Regions from separate parts of the Homo sapiens genome. Here region 1 is linked to region 2. Evidence: chromatin loops called from intact Hi-C (ENCODE). Cell type or tissue: MCF 10A. All regions are shown on one strand. Region 1 has its middle 18 kb from the start of LINC01722. Region 2 overlaps MACROD2 (mono-ADP ribosylhydrolase 2).

Region 1 (4,000 bases), 1.1 Mb before region 2:
CCTACTCTCCACTTCACCAATCTTCCCAAGGCAATGGATGCTTCAGGCTGACTATGGAGAAGGCAATATAGTTAAAAACAGAAAAGAGAAAAATGTGTCAATATGTCTCAAAATATTAATCCCAACATACACAAATAAAGTAGTAAGTTGCATGAAGAGTAATTTTAGCATTTCACCCAATATTCCTGCATTTATGCAGAACCATGCATTGTAACTAAAGAACTCTAATTTACTAGCTTCGGAAGCATTGAGTTAAGAAGATTTTTTTAAAAAGTCAGCAGACATTCATGTTTATATGATCCTTTATTGTTTAAAGATGTTTTCACATAAATGATCTCATTTGATCCTCACAAAATGAAGTAAGTTTTGCTGTCTTCATTTGGAGGCTGACAAAGGCTAAACTATTTGCCACCAGTGTATAGTGATACAGTGAGATCAAAAAATAATCTTTCATTTTGAAACATACCTTTCATGTAAGTCTGAAAGTAAAAACTGAAACTAGGAGTTTGAGCTAGACTCGCGGCTTTGAGAAGAACCTTCTTTGTGAACCACTTTCATCATGAGATGTAAATCAAATAGGAGCCCATTATCCTTTGGGAAACTCTGAATATTGTCAAAAATCTCTAAATTCAAATGCATCAGAATGTTCTTAAAATGCGTACGGCATGGTTGTGGATGGTGCATCCTTGCAGAGGTTAATAAAAAGTGCAAAGTGATGTTTTCCTTCCTCTGGCAATAACCAGAGGCAGGACTTGGGGCTCTTTCACTCTGGAGAACATTAAAAACTTGGACTCTTTTCGGGACACAAATGTGAAAACCAGCAGGTTTTCAGTGTTCTAGCAGCTGTGCCCAAAGAGAAATCAGAGATAAATGGCAGCTGAGGAATTCTTTTAACAAGGAGAAGCTGGGATTGTATCTGTGAGCTTCTGTTTTGCACATTGTACTTACATTCCTTACGTTATTTTCAAGTACCAGCAGTGTCTAATTCATAGCCATTTTGGAACTGAGCTTAAAGGAATCTTCTTATCCACATTCTTTGGCAAAACAGACCAGAGAGAATAATTGTAGGAGATTGGTCAGGGTGGTGGGAGAAACTGTAGGAAAAACGCAAACCTTCTTGGAAGGCCATGGGGGTTTTGCAAAGCTTCGGGGAAGAATGAGCAGTTCTTACCCTGGGGCAAAGGGCGAGAAGTAGGTACAAAGGAATGCAGGGGAGTTTATCAGAATAGGTTGTTTACTCATATCTCCAGAAACCGGGCCTTTAATCATCCACGCAATTACCCACAAGTGTATTGACTCAAGGCCTTTGTCATTAAATCTACACTGAATAAATGCCCGCAGTGCCAGCTGGTCAGGGCCACAGCTGCTGACTCTTTACAGTACCCTCTTTGGGGTCTGTGGGTGGCCCTGGTCTCCTAGCCCACTCTTTCACTAGATACCTGTGTCTGAGTGCATTTGTTCATCTGTCATTCAGCCAGGGTCTGTGGGTCAGACCTGGCAAATAATTATGGTGTGAAGAAGGGGTCAGAAGGCCCAGGAGCAGTGGCTCACACCTGTAATCCCAGCATTTTGGGAGGCCAAAGTGGGCAGATCACTTGAGGCCAGGAGTTCGAGACCAGCCTGGCCAACATGGTGAAACCCTGTCTCTACTAAAAATACAAAAATTAGCTGGTGAGGTGGTGCATGCCTGTAACCCCAGCTACTCAGGAGGCTGAGGCAGGAGAATTTCTTGAACCTGGGAGGCAGAGTGAGCCAAGATCATACCACTACACTCCAGCCTGGGTGATGGGAATCTATCTCAAAAAAAAAAAAAAAAAAAAAAAGGAGGGGTCACAGACCTGAAGAAGGAGATAGATGGCGCCTCAGTCTGGAGCATGATGTGTTGAGGGCACAGATGGGCACATGGAACATTCCAGCACTCCTCAGGGTTCTCAGAATACCTGCTGACATCACAGAGGGGTCAGCTTGTAGACCACTGGACAGCAAAGGAAAGGGGACCTCTCATGCTGGAAATGGATTGGAAGCAGAATAAGTCGTTTTTTCAGTAATTGTCTAGGCCATGTGTATTAGCCAAAAATAAATTTAAATCTGTAGTTAAATATTCTGTTTCTCACAGATATCCTTTAAAATACATTAAAGGATAGCATCATATTGTCCAAAATAATAAGTGGGTTTTGATGTCTTTTTCTCTGTTCGCAGGCCACCTCTCTTTGCCAGTCTTGACAAATAATTTCTTAGTGAAGCACCTATTTCAGGCTGAGCCACAAGATGTCAGCCTAAGCTTAGTCATTTTGAATTTTCCTGGCCCTTGAAACAACTACATTTTTTCACTTTTATGACCAAGAAAAAGTCTGAGAAGCTCACGACCCCTCAGGATTAGGTACAGAGACCACAGCAGCTGCTTGCCCTGGGAGCTCTTCATGCCTGTTCTCAGCCATCTTCAGTGAAGATTTCACAGGATAACCCAAACTGGCTCCTTTCTGTGACACCACCCAGGGAACTGCATTCCAAGTGTGGGTGTACACGGATCTCCACCATTGGTCCTTGCTCTCTCTCCTGTCCCATCCTTTCTCCCCTTCCTCAGTTATGCTCTGGGGCAGGTGAGTAATCCTGCATGCCTTCGGAGATGTCCATTTGGGAATGAGATCCTACCTTTCCTTTTCCCAGGCACCCCCAGCCTTATGAGGGATTCCCATCACGTGGCTTTAGAGATGAGAAGGCATCTTTGCCATGAACTCTTGCTTCATCAGGTTGAAACTCACTCTTCCTGTGAACCCCCCACTTCTCTCTATTCTTTCACATGCTGGGAAGGGGACTGCAGAGACCTTTAGGGATAGTACAGAGGATGTGTCTCCTCGTGGCCAGCCCAGGGCAGGGACTGGACCCAGTGGTTTGCAGCCCTTTTTAGAAGGTTGGCATTTAACTCACTTTGTCCTTAGGTTTGGTTCATTGTCATCAAGATGGAGCGATGATGAATGTCCTCCTCAACATCTTTTACATTTTACACTGATAACAGTTATTAGAAAGAACAAAGTTGGACTTGTGGATCAGTGTGCAGTACTAGAGAAAAGAGGAAAACTCTAACCTATTTTGAGTACTTACTTTTTTTCATCTAATTGTCACAAGACAGTGAAGTTGCTATCACCTTCACTTGATAAATGAGGAAAATTTGAGCTCAGAAAGTATTCAGAAACTCGTTCAGGGTCTTAGAATGAATGAGTGAGACAGAAACACAAGTCTGTCTGATTCTAGAGTCCTGTTTTTTTCTTTCATTCTTTCCTTTTGAAAAAATTCCCTTTACTACTTCTGCATTTGATACAAAGTGGTATCTGGTAAATGGGCCTGAAAACTTTCTAAATAACTAGTTTTAAATAATCTCTGTGGAAATTTATACAAACAAAAAACTTCCTTGAAAAAGTATAAACTCCCTCTTCCAGTAGGCTACGACAGACTCTCAAATCATCCGCTTCAATCATTTAGAGCTGCCATGTGCCTTTGGCCTCCTGGTTAAAACTACATAGTCAGAATTGGAAATACAGGTAGCTATTAGTAGGAACAAAGACAGTGAATGTCCAGGACAGAACTGAGCTGCATTTCTAGGTTTGAATGGAACCAGTAATAAAAGTCCAAAATAAATGATCACCTCCACCATTCACTCTTCTATGATGGGTGTAATGTATTATTTTTTCTTTTTTAAAAAAAATTTTATTTTAGGTTCAGGGGTACATGTGCATGTCTGTTATATAGGTAAACTTGTGTCATGGGGGTTTATTGTACAGGTTATTTCTTAGCCCAGGTACTAAACCTAGTACCCAATAGTTATATTTTTCTGCTCCTCTCCCTCCTCCAACCCTTCACCCTCAGGTAGGCCCCAGTGTCTATTTTTCCCCTCTTTGTGTCAATGTGTTCTCATCATTTAGCTCCCTCTTTTACATGAGAACATGCAGAATTTGGTTTTCTATTCCTGTTAGTTTGCTAAGGATAATGGCCTCCAGCTCCA
Region 2 (4,000 bases):
CCTTGTCTTCCAGTCCATTTTGAATCAAGAAAGACTCATTGAAGACTCCTTTGAGAAAAGTCTGTTTTGAAGAAGGAAAAAGAAATACTGTTTGAGAGAAGGCAAACAGACAAAAAGGGTGATAGAAATATGTATTTTTGTTGTATATGTAACTCTAAGAGACCTTCCTAGAGTGAATGAAGGTAGAAAACTGAAAAGGGAGTAAATTAAGGAATGATTGAATTTTGTGGGTCTTGATGGAAAAACGCTGGTCTTCTTTTAATGTGGAAAAACAGCTAGTGCTTCAGTCCTAGGAATTATGTCTCTGCTGTGGGCAGTTGTCATAAACTCTTCTCACAATCCGAGCTGCTCTTTGTCCTCTGTGAATGAAGGTACTTTTGCTTCCATTTCATCCAAGGATGAATGAAAATGTATAGCATCTGCCCAAACCTAAAAAGTACAGTGTGTTTATCACGAGAGCTTTGTAAGGTACTTCACTTCCACTTTAAAATTCTTTAGTGCTCAAAACCAACTATTGTGGGTTTTTGTCAATAAATACTAATTTTTCAAGATGAAGTATGGTGATTTCTATTCATATTGTGGTCAATTTTCTCAATTTTGTTTCCCATAGATAGCGTGATGGAACTTAAATTTTATTTTTTACACTTAAATAACTGTGCTTTTTGTGATGCGTAATCATGATTTTCTCTTTTCCTTGAGATTTTAACAGACCTTATATTAGTGCATATGTCAAAATAAAAATTTTTAAATAGTAAATATGTTGTAATATTAAGGATATTGATTTTTTTCTATTAAATGTTGAGCTTGGTGTTGGTATAAACCCTGATCCTAAACGGTAAATTAATACTTGGAAATTAAGAGTGTAACTATGTTATATAGAAACCATCTTGCGAATTGGTTTGTGTGGGTGGTTTTTAAATTTAGTTTTTAATTTTTTTAGTATGTAATCGTACTCTTTCAGGATTATCTAAAGCACTTATTGTAATTGGTTGTTTACTTTTCTGCCTCCCCCACCACATTGAGTGGGGAAATAAAACCAAATGAGTATTTGGAATCTAGTATGATCCACCCAATAGTGAAAGCTACCAGGATGGGAATGATTCCTGGAGAATACTGGGGAAACTTGTAGAGTGTATGACAATTTAGCAAGATGTATAAGGATGAGGAGGAATTCCAAAAGCAGGTGGATGGGGGAGCTCCAAGAGGGGAGTTTCCAGCTGAGTGCAAGTTGTAGACCATTTACTGTAGCAACATCTTAGAGTAGAAGGCTGGATGGTAGAAGAGGAGCTGCAGAGATAAGCAGAGGTAGCTAGCACACAGTTATGAGAAGTTGGCTGGAGAATGAGATTTGGCAAGTGCTCCATGTAATGAAGATTTGTTTAAAGAAAAGATGTGATAGAAAAGGGCTGAGTTTTAAACTCCCCAAGTTTAAGAAGGTTTGAAGTTTTTAAACTTTAAAAGTGGCCAGGGAGGGAGCCAATAGAGTAAAAGTATAATGGTGAGGGTTATGCTGGATGCAAGAAATTAGTGTTTCACTAAAGAAGAATGTTCAGTTGTGTCAGATGTCACAGAGAGGTGTAGAAACATAAAAAGTGCAAGGAATCCTTCAGATTTGGTAAAGAATTGCCACTGGTAAATTTGTCCAGAACAATTTCAATGGGGCCAGAAAACTCTGGATTGTGAAGTACTCAGAGATGAGAACATGCAGGCAGTGATTTTATTTTAGAAGAATTATTTATCTGTCTTTGCCTTTCATTTAAAGGCACTTTCTCAAAGTTCAGGTTCCTGACTCTATGATATAATTATTTATAGACTGCCTTTCTGAAAATAGTTCTATATGGGTTAATTTTGTTAATATTAGTATGTTGACAAAAGAAAACATAAAGGTCGATATGATTATTTTCAAACTGAGAAGCTGCTGTACCAAAGCTAGTTTATAAAATTAGATTTTGTATTTATGGACTTACTCATCTACTATGTTACAGTAGTCTTTGTTTTGTGAAACTCCAAGGAAATATTTTCTACACATTTCAGGTTAAGAAAGAAAAACATGCGTTTATTTTGTCTTAAACATGAAATAATGTTTTAAGCATTCTAAAAAGTACTTACAAATGGATTAAACACATTGGCGTTCTTTATAGTTTTACTCTGGTTCTTTTTTTTGTGACTTGTTATTCATAGTCTTTGCAATGCCGCCCTCTAGTGATCGATTTCCAAAAATGCATTAATTAACTTGTAAGCCTGTTACAGTCTTTCTCTTTTGACTCTACTGATCCTTTGCCACAGCCTTTGTTTGGTGTTCTCTTTTATTGCTCTTCCATTAGTTATTCTTATTCTCCTTTAATGGCATTAGGGAAAGATCAGAAGTTTCAGGAGCAAAAAAAAAAAAAAAAAATACATATATATACACATTTGACTATGAATCCTTAAAACTTGTCCATTTACCAGTCTGGGCATAGGGCAAGTTACCTGTCCAGAGTTCTTACTGGGAATGAATGAGAATGTCTTTTTGTGGCACCTGACACAGACAGCAAAGAGCAGGCATTCAACATATACCAGCTGTCTCTTCCACCCTCTTCTCCCCAACATTGCTGAGAGTAGGGATCAGTACTGTTTTTTTTTTTTTTAAACCTGTCCCTTCTCCTCTTATATAACATCTCAATTTGTTGTAATTACCTGTTTACTTGTTTGTGTTCTATAACTTCTAGAGGTCAGGTATCATGTTTGGCTTGTACATATTTGTATCTGGTATTTAGCAGAGGCCAGTACACACAGGGTCCTCATTGGATATATATTTGTTGAATGAGTAAATGAATTAATGGATGCCAGTTTTTAATAAGAACCCCAGACTGTGTTACCGACATTTCTGTTGATTGATTGATTATGCAGATTGTAAATGGGTAATATATGATATAATTAGATTTTACCCATGACCTTTCATAGAGGTATTTATTTCATGACTTTTTCAGTTTATTCTATAGTTATTGGTCTTCTCAGGTTTTGGATAATATGATAATTTGTGTTTTCCTTAAGAATTGTCTGTTTTGTTCAGTTTAAAAAAATTATTAGCAAACACTTATGTATAGAATTTTCTTATGATATTTGACTTCCATATGTGACAAAACCCCCTTTATCATTACATTTATGTTATGTCTTGTGTTGTCTGTTTTTAGATTGTAATTAGATTGGAGGTATATATGTATTTTATTGTTTTTTTAAAGCAATGGCCCTTTGAATTTTATTCTTCTGCTTGCTAACTGAAAAAATAATTTTACCTGTTTTTTTTGTCTTCCAGGTTTTTCTAACAACTTAGTACTTCCATTTTTCTTTTTGTGCAAAAGCTTTTATTACTCTAAATTTGCTTCTAAATTACAGATTTGAGTAAATGCCATATAATAGAAGATGCTGTTTTTGTTATTTTCTAGATTTTCAATAAAATGTAGCTGCAATTTCCTCATTGATCTAAAAGTTACTTAAGAGGGTATTTAAAAATGATGAAATGTATGTGTTTACAATTGTTATTTTCCATTTTTAGTATAATATAATCAGAGAATAAGGAATGTACAGTTTCTGGTTTTTGAGAATTAAAATCTTTTTTGGTGATACATATAAGATCAGTATTTAAAATGTGCCCCAAGCACTGACAAAGAAGGTGAGTCCTCTGAAGGGTATACAGTTTTATATATTTATTCAGATCTCTTTTTTTTTTTATGTGCTTCAGCTATCATGTATTTATGATAATTTTATTAAAGTTTTGTATTACTGTTGTGTGTTTGTCATTTTTCTCATTGTTTTTTAACGTTTTATTGCTACATTATTTGATTCTTAGAAGTTTGTGATTGATATCTTCATAATATATTTTATTCTTCATCAATTAAAAATATTCAATCTTTTCATTAAACATTGCTTATCATGTGGATATCCAAATGGGAAAAACAATGAAACTTGATCCCTGCTTCCCACCATGCACATTTGATTGAAGATCTAAATGTGAAAAGTA

Evidence for each region. Hi-C counts contacts between places; a loop is a spot of excess contacts. Peaks named below come from ENCODE experiments on the same cell type or tissue, not always from the same donor. Only the 100,000 strongest peaks of a DNase experiment are listed, where the experiment ranks them.
Region 1: it touches region 2 in a loop (7-fold over the local background); 3 of 110 quality-filtered maps call a loop at or near these places.

Annotation. Positions count from the first base shown.
Region 1 is chr20:12,968,198-12,972,197 of GRCh38, forward strand. No RefSeq gene overlaps it. Among named protein-coding and RNA genes, the nearest start is that of LINC01722, 18 kb to the left of the region's middle. In MCF 10A, a CTCF peak has its summit at 2,268 (motif pointing right); a DNase peak (open chromatin) is centred at 2,274.
Region 2 is chr20:14,053,131-14,057,130 of GRCh38, forward strand. The region is part of intron 2 of MACROD2 (mono-ADP ribosylhydrolase 2); the gene reads left to right. Among named protein-coding and RNA genes, the nearest start is that of MACROD2, 60 kb to the left of the region's middle. In MCF 10A, a CTCF peak has its summit at 2,209 (motif pointing left); a DNase peak (open chromatin) is centred at 2,201.